Linked DNA regions of Homo sapiens: region 2 is linked to region 1. A link is a loop called in an ENCODE intact Hi-C map of the cell type or tissue named here. Cell type or tissue: PC-3. All regions are shown on one strand. Each heading gives the region's core, and the rest is flanking DNA. Links, peaks and the distances in the headings are about the cores only.

What was found. Hi-C counts contacts between places; a loop is a spot of excess contacts. Peaks named below come from ENCODE experiments on the same cell type or tissue, not always from the same donor. Only the 100,000 strongest peaks of a DNase experiment are listed, where the experiment ranks them.
Region 2: a loop joins it to region 1, with 2.4 times the contacts of the local background. A loop is called at or near these places in 15 of 110 quality-filtered maps.

The regions. Positions count from the first base shown.
Region 1 is chr3:20,053,012-20,057,406 of GRCh38, reverse strand. The region is part of intron 1 of KAT2B (lysine acetyltransferase 2B); the gene reads right to left. Among named protein-coding and RNA genes, the nearest start is that of KAT2B, 15 kb to the right of the region's middle. RefSeq lists an enhancer at 2,210-2,449. In PC-3, for the core only: no CTCF peak of the experiment used is centred there; DNase peaks (open chromatin) are centred at 546 and 2,646; H3K4me3 peaks cover 477 bases; H3K27ac peaks cover 1,963 bases.
Region 2 is chr3:20,106,833-20,111,227 of GRCh38, reverse strand. The region is part of intron 5 of KAT2B (lysine acetyltransferase 2B); the gene reads right to left. Among named protein-coding and RNA genes, the nearest start is that of MIR3135A, 29 kb to the left of the region's middle. In PC-3, for the core only: no CTCF peak of the experiment used is centred there; a DNase peak (open chromatin) is centred at 2,157; H3K27ac peaks cover 1,123 bases.

The sequences.
Region 1 (4,395 bases), core at 323-4,322:
GACAGCTCACGTTCTCATGGTATCAGTCATTATCTGAGATGATGACTCTCACATCCACATAACCAGCCCAACCTGTAAAGCAGAACTTCCAGCCCTCATTTCTAACTGCTTACATCCAGCATTTCTGCCCAGTCAGTTTTACAAAAAGGCTTGCCCTCCATCCCAATACTCCCTTTTCAACTACCCTATTCCCTTTGTTGGCACTGTCCTTCTCCCAGCTCCTAAGGTTAATCTGCACTCAATGCCCTCATCCAGGCCACCTGATTCTTCTTTCAAACTCTGTCAGATCTATACCTTCTCCATTCTCATTGCCAGGGCCCCAGTTCAGGCCCTTATCAGCCAACTAGAAGAAATACTTCCTCCCCTCTTCCAATACATTCCCACTCCCAACCTTCCTCCTAATACCAGCTCACATCACTGTACTCTAAAATGCCACTTAAGAACGTCAAGCATTTGTGTTTACTACTTTCCAAGGCAATTGCAGTCCAAATCATGTTATGTTCCCCTCCCAACAACCCTGTAGGACAAGTAATTCAATGCTTAGAGAAGGGGTGTGGCTTGCCTGAGTTCACTCAGCTGGCAAAGAACAAGAAGCCAACATCAAAACCTAGAACTCCTCTGTGGCATTCTAAAATACCTTGTGCCTCCTCCTTCTTAAAAGGCAAGGACACTATTATCAAATGGATTCAGTCCAAAATTTTCTACCTGAAATTCAAGACCTTCTATCAACTCATTTCTTCCTAACCTAGCAGACCCTATGTCCCAGTTTCTCTTTGACCATATTTCTCTTTTCCTCCAAGTTGGTTAGCCTCTTTATTAAAAACAATAATTATTATTTAGCATTGTTTTAATTGTAACAGTAACTGACATCTATGAGGCATTCAGAATGTCCCAGATTCTATACCAAGTTACTAAATACATTATTTCATTTTATCCTCAAAATAGCATTTGTCTATTAACAGACATATCTAATGTATCACCTCCAACAAAGAACTCTTTATTCTTACCCAAACCTGCTTCTCCTATGGTATTCTCTATCTTGGTAAATGGAACTACCATCCATTCAGTTGCTCAGGCCAAAAACCTGGACATTATCCTTCATTTCTGTCTTTTCATCACCACCTCCCTTGTAACAAATTAAGTCCTGTTGCCTCTACCCTTACAATATAGCCCAAACTAATTCTCACCCCTCCATTCCTGCTACCCTAGCCCAAGACACCATCTACTCATACCTAGACTATAATAACTTCCAACTGGCCCTCTTTATCTACTGTTTCTCTCATATACTTTATTCTTCTCAGAGCAGCCAGAGGGGTCACTTCAAACCGGAAATCTAATTTGAATTCACTGGAAACAGCCCAGATGTCCATAACAAGTCAACAGATAAACAAACTAGTACGTCCATACAGCAGAATACTCCTCAGCAATAAATAGAAATTAACTACCAATGCATCCAACACCACGGATTAATCTCAAAAATATACTGAGTGAAAGAACAGTATGTACTATGTGGTAACATTTATATGAAAAATAGCTAAATTAACTTAAAGTGACACAAATCAGATCAGTGCTTGCTTCCAAGGGAGAGAGACTTGAATGGCAAGGAGCAGGCAGAAATTTTCTAGGGGGATGGAAAAGTTCTGTCTTGATACGTATTTGTTGAAACGTATCAGAACTAAAGATCTTGACATCACTGTGTAAAAATTATATGTTGGCAATCTGGCCCCCATTTATCCCTTCCACCTAATCTCCTACACTCATACCCCCCACCCCACCCACCTCCATCTAGCCACACAGGTCTCCTGACAGGCCTCACACACGACAAGCCACTTCTGGCCCCAGAGTCTTTGCACGGCACCCTCTTCCTCACTTCTTATCATGCAGGCCTCGGTCCGTGTCCCTTCTGCAGAAGGATTTCCTGGGCATGTATCTAGAGGAATTCCCCAGGCATTCTCATTTAATTCTCTGTTTTCATTCTCTGCGAGGCACTTACCACTTTCTGTTATTTTCTGGCTTATTGTCTGCTTCTGCTACCAGAAAGCAAGCTCTGCAAGAATAAGGACCCATCTGTCACTGTATCACCAGCATCTAAATCAACACCTGGCACATTAAATAACAATTTGTTGAGTAAACGGAAAAAGTTGACATATATCACTGTCTCCACATTACAGCTGCGAAATCTGAGGCTTGTAAAGCATAAGTAACCTCCCCATAGTCACACATCAGGGTTCAAACCCAGGCAGTCTGGTGCCCAGGTCCATGTTCTAAACTACTCTCACGTCTGGCTCACAACAGTTTTGCTTCTCTGCTTGGTTTTACTCTGTTCCCTCTATCTGGGCTGGGTCTCTCTCCCACCCTTTCACCTCCCCCTGGCTCACAATGGTTTCTCTCTGCATTGACTTCATGCTTGATTATTCATTTTAATTTTTCTTTCACTTAATATCTGTCTCCTCAACAAGAAAAGGGCTCCTTGTGGCTTTTGCTTCCTTTTGCACATGTAGCAGAGAAGTGGCCACAGGCCCCTAACCGGTGCTCACAGATGTGTTCCTTTCGAGGTGGGATGAGTCAGGTAGTCCTGTGAGTATGTGCCAATCCTGGGTTACATGACTCACTTCATTATTTCAAAGTATGCTGACCTTGGCATCTTTGGCATTCTGCCATCTAGTTTCAACACCAGCTTGTCAGAGCTGATGCAAATTGGCACTGCCACCATCAATCACTATGATATTACTCAGGTCTCATCCTTGTACTTCTGGAACCTCCTGCATACCACACAAACCTCGCAAAAAGCTGCACAAGCCAAGAGTACACAACGCATGGGGACTGATTAGGATGGCATGGAATTTAATGGAAGCAACCCCATACAACTTGCCCTGAGGTTACTGACAAGATTACCCTAAACCTCCTCCTGATATTAGGTGATGTATTGTTCCAAGTGGACCATTAGAGACATTATTCACACTTTTTTCCAAAATAAATGCATCCATCTCCTTCACATCTGTAATCAATCCCAGCACTTTGGAAGGCCGATGAGGGTGGATCACGAGGTCAGGAATTCAAGACCAGCCTGGCCAAGATGGTAAAACCCCGTCTCTACTAAAGATACAAAAATTAGCTGCGTATGGTGGCAGACCCCTGTAATCCCAGCTACTCAGGAGGCTGAGGCAGAGAATTGCTTGAACCCAGGAGGCGGAGATTGCAGTGAGCCAAGATCGCGCCACTGCACTGCAGCCTAGGTGACAGAGCGAGACACCGTCTCAAAAAAAAAACAAAAAAACAAAAAACAAAAACAAAAAAAAATAAGTCTAAAGCCGGACACAATGGCTCATGCCTGTAATCCCAGCACTTTGGGAGGCCGAGGAGGATGGATCACTTGAGGTCAGGAGTTTGAGACCAGCCTTGCCAACATGGCGAGACCCCATCTCTACTAAAAATACAAAAATTAGCTCGGTGTGGTGGTACATGCCTGTAATCTCAGCTACTTGGGAGACTGAGGCAGGAGAATCACTTGAACCTGGAGATGGAAGTCGCGGTGAGCTGAGATCATGCCACTGCACTCCAGCCTGGGCTACAGAGTGAGACTCCATCTCAAAAAAATAAAATAAAATAAAAATAAATAAAAAATAAGCCTAAATGGTAAAGGAACAATTAAAGAAAGTCTATTGTAGACTTTAAAGTGGGCCACAAAGTAACAAAAAATATAAATAGTAGTTTAAAGAATGCCTTCATATACAATTGATTTTTAAGTTTACTAATATAATACAGACTTCTAGAATATATGCTAAAACTTTGTCTCACTTTGTAGCTTTTAACTCACTGATCTCATAACACTCATATACCTTCCTGAGTTTTTTTGTTTTGTCTTGTTTTTTGAGACAGGGTCTCACTCTGTCACCCAAACTACAGTGCAGCAGCACACTCACGGCTCACCACAGCCTCGACCTCCTGGACTCAAGTGATCCTCCTGCTTCAGCCTCCTGAGTAGCTAGGACTACAGACATGTGCCACCATGCCCAGCTAATTTTTGTATTTTTATAGAGATGGGGTCTCATTATGTTGCCCAGGCTGGTCTCAAACCCTTGAGCTCAAGCAATCTGCCCACCTTGGCCACCCAAAAGTAGGATCCCACACCTGGGATTACAGGCGTGAGCCACATTCCTGGCCTTAAGAATTTAATTGTAACTTGCAGAAGAGGAAACAGTGGTTGGAGAGGATTAAAATATAGGTGATTCCTCTTTGCTTGATTTGTAGGAGACGTTCAGGCCATAAGATAACTGTTGCTTGTCATCAAGTCTGCCATGAACCAAGGGGAAACACACTTAACTATGAGTAAGTGTTGTTCCAGCTCCAGCTGGAGGCTGCCCTGCTGCAGACCACAAAGCTAGCTACTAAACC
Region 2 (4,395 bases), core at 73-4,072, 54 kb before region 1:
ACTTCATTGGGTTCTTGTGAGCATTAAATGAAATACTGTATATAAAATGCATAGTATAACTGGAGTTACTGGCACATTAATGGTAGTTTAGATAAAAGAAAAAATTAAAGGAGAAGCTGAGGAAGACCCTTTTGTGAAAGAATCAGAATTAACCACCTAGTCCTTTGAGTAAAATGTAAGATTTATTTAAAATGCCTACACAGCACTTATCGGAGGTTTGGTGGGAAGATAATGATCTTCAGGACTGTTTAAAACTCAGTCAAAAATGTAGGAAGTATTAAGCTTCTACCATTTGTCGCCTAGGTACATTTTTCAACGACTCAGACTCAAAGTCAAAAATGCACCTCAGCATCACTGCACGACGCTGGAGGAGGACCCAGACCAGAGGGAAGCCAGGACTTTTCTTGAGATGTGACCACAGTTCTAGGGTACACTGACAATACAGGTCATCTAATTTAGAAAGTGCATTCGGCCAACATACAGTGGAGAGTAAAAGTCTATTCAAAAATAAACCTCTTTTTCTTTCTTTTTCTTTCTTTTTTTTTTTTTTTTTTTGAGACAGGGTCTCACTGTGTCACCAAGGCTGGAGTGCAGTGGTACAATCTCGGCTCACTGCAACCTCTACCTCCTGGGCTCAAGTGACCCTCCTACCTCAGCCTGCCAAACAACTGGGACCACAGGCATGCACCACCACATGTGGCTAATTTTTTCTTATTTTTTGTAAAGACGGGGTTTCACTATGTTGCCCAGGATTGTCTCGAACTCCTGGACTAAAGAGATCCACCCACCTCGGCTTCCCAAAGTGCTGTGATTACAGGCATGAGCTACCAAACTGAGACAACCCTATTTTTTTTTTATCTCCCAGAAGTGAAGATGTGAATTTCCCAGGACCCAAAAACATAAATATAACAGTGGTAGCCATGGAGGGTGGCACCAAACGAGGAAAAGGTCAAAAAGCATTATTCCACAGATTCTTATTCCTTCAGAGCAGACCCAAATCATCCTCTTCTAGGAAAGGACTGCCTTCCAAAAATCAAACCTCTCCTCCCTATGTGCTTTCCTGTTCTCCTTTCAAATGGGAGACAGCTTTCTAATGCGCCCAAGCTGCTACAAAAAGCTCCCAATGAACTTTGAGCCCTTTAATGAAGAGAGGAATAATATTAATTTATTCATGCTCCTGACTTTTTTTTTTAAATCTTATTCTGCATTATAAAATATTTTGCCTGTATGTGTGCTAGTGGTGGAAATGGTGGTGGCTGTGGCAGTGGTTCACCTTTGGAGAAAAAGCTTTCATTAGTGTTAGTTCATCTGCCTACATTAAAAATTAACCTAAAATTTCTGCTACTATTTCTATGTCTTCTCTCAACTTTTTTCCTTTAATAATTTACACCCAAATGTTGTTTATGTTTACAATACTGAAATGGGTATCTTAAGTGTTAATGTTGTCTTTTGTCTGAAACAGTGATCTTGGTAGCAGAAAAAAATTATAAAGTGCATTTATTTTGTAATTCATAAGGTGCTTCATATAGAAATTCATTGCTTTCAAAGCCAATTGTTTGCTAGATGTTAGTCTGTGGCCACTTAATTAAGTTAAAAGAATGGGCTGGCTAGGCATGGCATGGTGGCTTACACCAGTCATCCCAGTGCTTTGGAAGGCCCAAGCAGGAAGATCGCTTGAGCCCAGGAGTTCAAGACCAGCCTGGGCAACATAGTAAGACGCCCATCTCTACAAAAAGTTTAAAAATCAGCCAGATGTATTGGCACATACCTATATTCCTAGCTACTTGGGAGGCTGAGGAGGTAGGATCACTTGAACCTAGGAGTTCTAGGCTGCTGTGAGCTATGATTGTGCCACTGCAATGCAGCCTGGGTGACAGAGTGACAGAATGAGACACTGACATGCTATCTATCTATCTATCTATCTATCTATCTATCTATCTATCTGGGGCTGAGGGGAAGTCAGATCAAATAACTAGTAATGAAACCATAGAGTTAAACAGTCACAGATCTTCATAATCAGAAGTTCAATTTCGTGAGACTTAGGCAATCACAAGACTATCTGTAAGAATTAATATGGTCATGTCTTTCATGTCTTGCTTAACAACGGGAATACATTCTGAGAAATGAGTCAGGTGATTTTATCATTGTGCAAACACTGGAGAGTGTACCTACACAAACCTAGATGGTAGAACCTACTACACACTTGGCACCTAGGCTCTATGGCAGAGGTCCCCAACTTTTTTGGCACCAGGGATTGCTTTCATGAGAGACAATTTTTCCATGGCTGGGGGTAGAAGGGATGGTTTCCAGATGAAACTGTTCCACCTCAGATCATCAAGCATTAGACTCTCAGAAAGAATGTACAGCTTAGATCCCTCACATGCACAGTTCACAATAGAGTTCAGGCTCCTATGAGAATCTAATGCCACCACTGATCTGACAGGAGGTGGAGCTCAGGCTGTAATGCTCACTCGCCCACCACTCACTTCCTGCTGTGCAGCCCGGTTCCTAATGAGCCACGGACCTATGGTGGACCATGGCCCAGGGGTGGGGGACCCCTGCTCTATGGTCTAGTCTATTGCTCTTAGGCTGCAAACCTCTACAGCATATTACTGTACTGAATACTACAAACGACTGTAACATAATGGTAAGTATTTGTATATCTAAATATACCTAAACATGGAAAGGTACAGCAAAATTTTGGCATAATCTTAAAGGACTACTGTCATTATATGTGGTCCATTGCTGACTAAAATGTTGTTATGCAGATCCTAAATTTTAAAAATAACAAAATATGTCCAATCTTCTGCAATGAAAGGTTTAAAGATTTATTGTCCAATAAAGCTTTCACTGATGATGGGGATGATTCTATGTCTCTGCTATCCAATACAGTAGCCACCAGCCATTGGTAACTATTGAGCACTTGAAATGTGGCTAGTATGACTGAGTTTAACTTTTAATTTTATTTAATCAATTTCAATTTTACTTTTAAATGGAAACAGTGTAAAATGTTTTCCCATTAAACACAACTTGATTGTTCTAGTAGGACTCCATTTAGTTTTAATTGTTTAAAATTTAGCTACTGAATTAAGATGTGTGAAAAATACACACTGGATTTGGCCGGGTGCAGTGGCTCACACCTGTAATCCCAGGACTTTGGGAAGTTGAGGCAGGTGGATTACCGGAGGTCAAGAATTCAAGACCAGCCTGGGGAACATGATGAAACCCCATCTCTACTAAAAAATATAAACATTAGCCAGGCATGGTGGCAGGCGCCTGTAGTCCCAGCTACTTGGCAGCCTGAGGCAGGAGAATCGTTTGAACCTGGGAGGCGAAGGTTGCAGTGAGCTCAGATCATACCACTGCACTCCAGCCTGGGAAACACAGCAAGACTCCAACTCAAAAAAAAAAAAAAAAAAAAGGAAAAAGCAAAATAAACACTGGATTTGGAGGTTTGAAGGACTCAGTACTAAGAAAGTAAGTATACATCCTTAATAATTTTTCACAATGGTTACATGGTGAAATTATATTTTTGTGGGTTTTTTGTTTTTGTGGTTTTTTTTTTTTTTTTGAGACATAGTATTGCTCTGTGCCCCAGGCTGGAGGGCAATGGCATGATCTCGACTCACTGCAACTTCCACCTCCCCATTCAAGCAACTCTCCTGCCCCAGCCTCCCAAGTAGCTGGGATTACAGGTGCCCGCCACCATGCCTGGCTAATTTTTGTATTTTTAATAGAGACAGGGTTTCACCATGTTGGCCAGGCTGGTCTTGAACTCCTGACGTCAAGTGATCCATCCGCCTTGGCCTCCCAAAGTGCTAGGATTACTGGCGTGGGCCACCGCTCCCAGCTGAAATGGCATTTTTTATATATTGGGTAAAAAATATATATATTATTGGCCAGGTCTGGTGGCTCATGCCTATAATCCCAGCACTTTGGGAGGCCGAGGAGGGCAGATTACTTAAGGTCAGGAGTTCGAGATCAGCCTGGCCAACATGGTGAAACGCCGTCTCTACTAAAAATACAAAAATGAGCCAGCTGTGGTGGCGCATGCCTGTAATCCCAGCTACTCGGGAGGCAGAGACGGGAATGGCTTGAACCCAGGAGGTGGAGGTTGCAGTGAGCCAAGATTGCACCACTGCACCCCAGCCTGGGAGACACAGCAAGACTCCGTCTCAAAAAAAAAAAAAAAAAAAAAAAAAAAAAAAAAAATATATATATATATATATATATATATATATATATATACATATATATATATATATACACATAAAATTCAGAATAATTTCTTATATCTATTCATTTTATACGTAGCTACTAGAAAATTTTTAATTATATATCTGGCTTGCATTTTTGGCTCATATTATATATCTACTGGACAGTGCTGATTTAGAG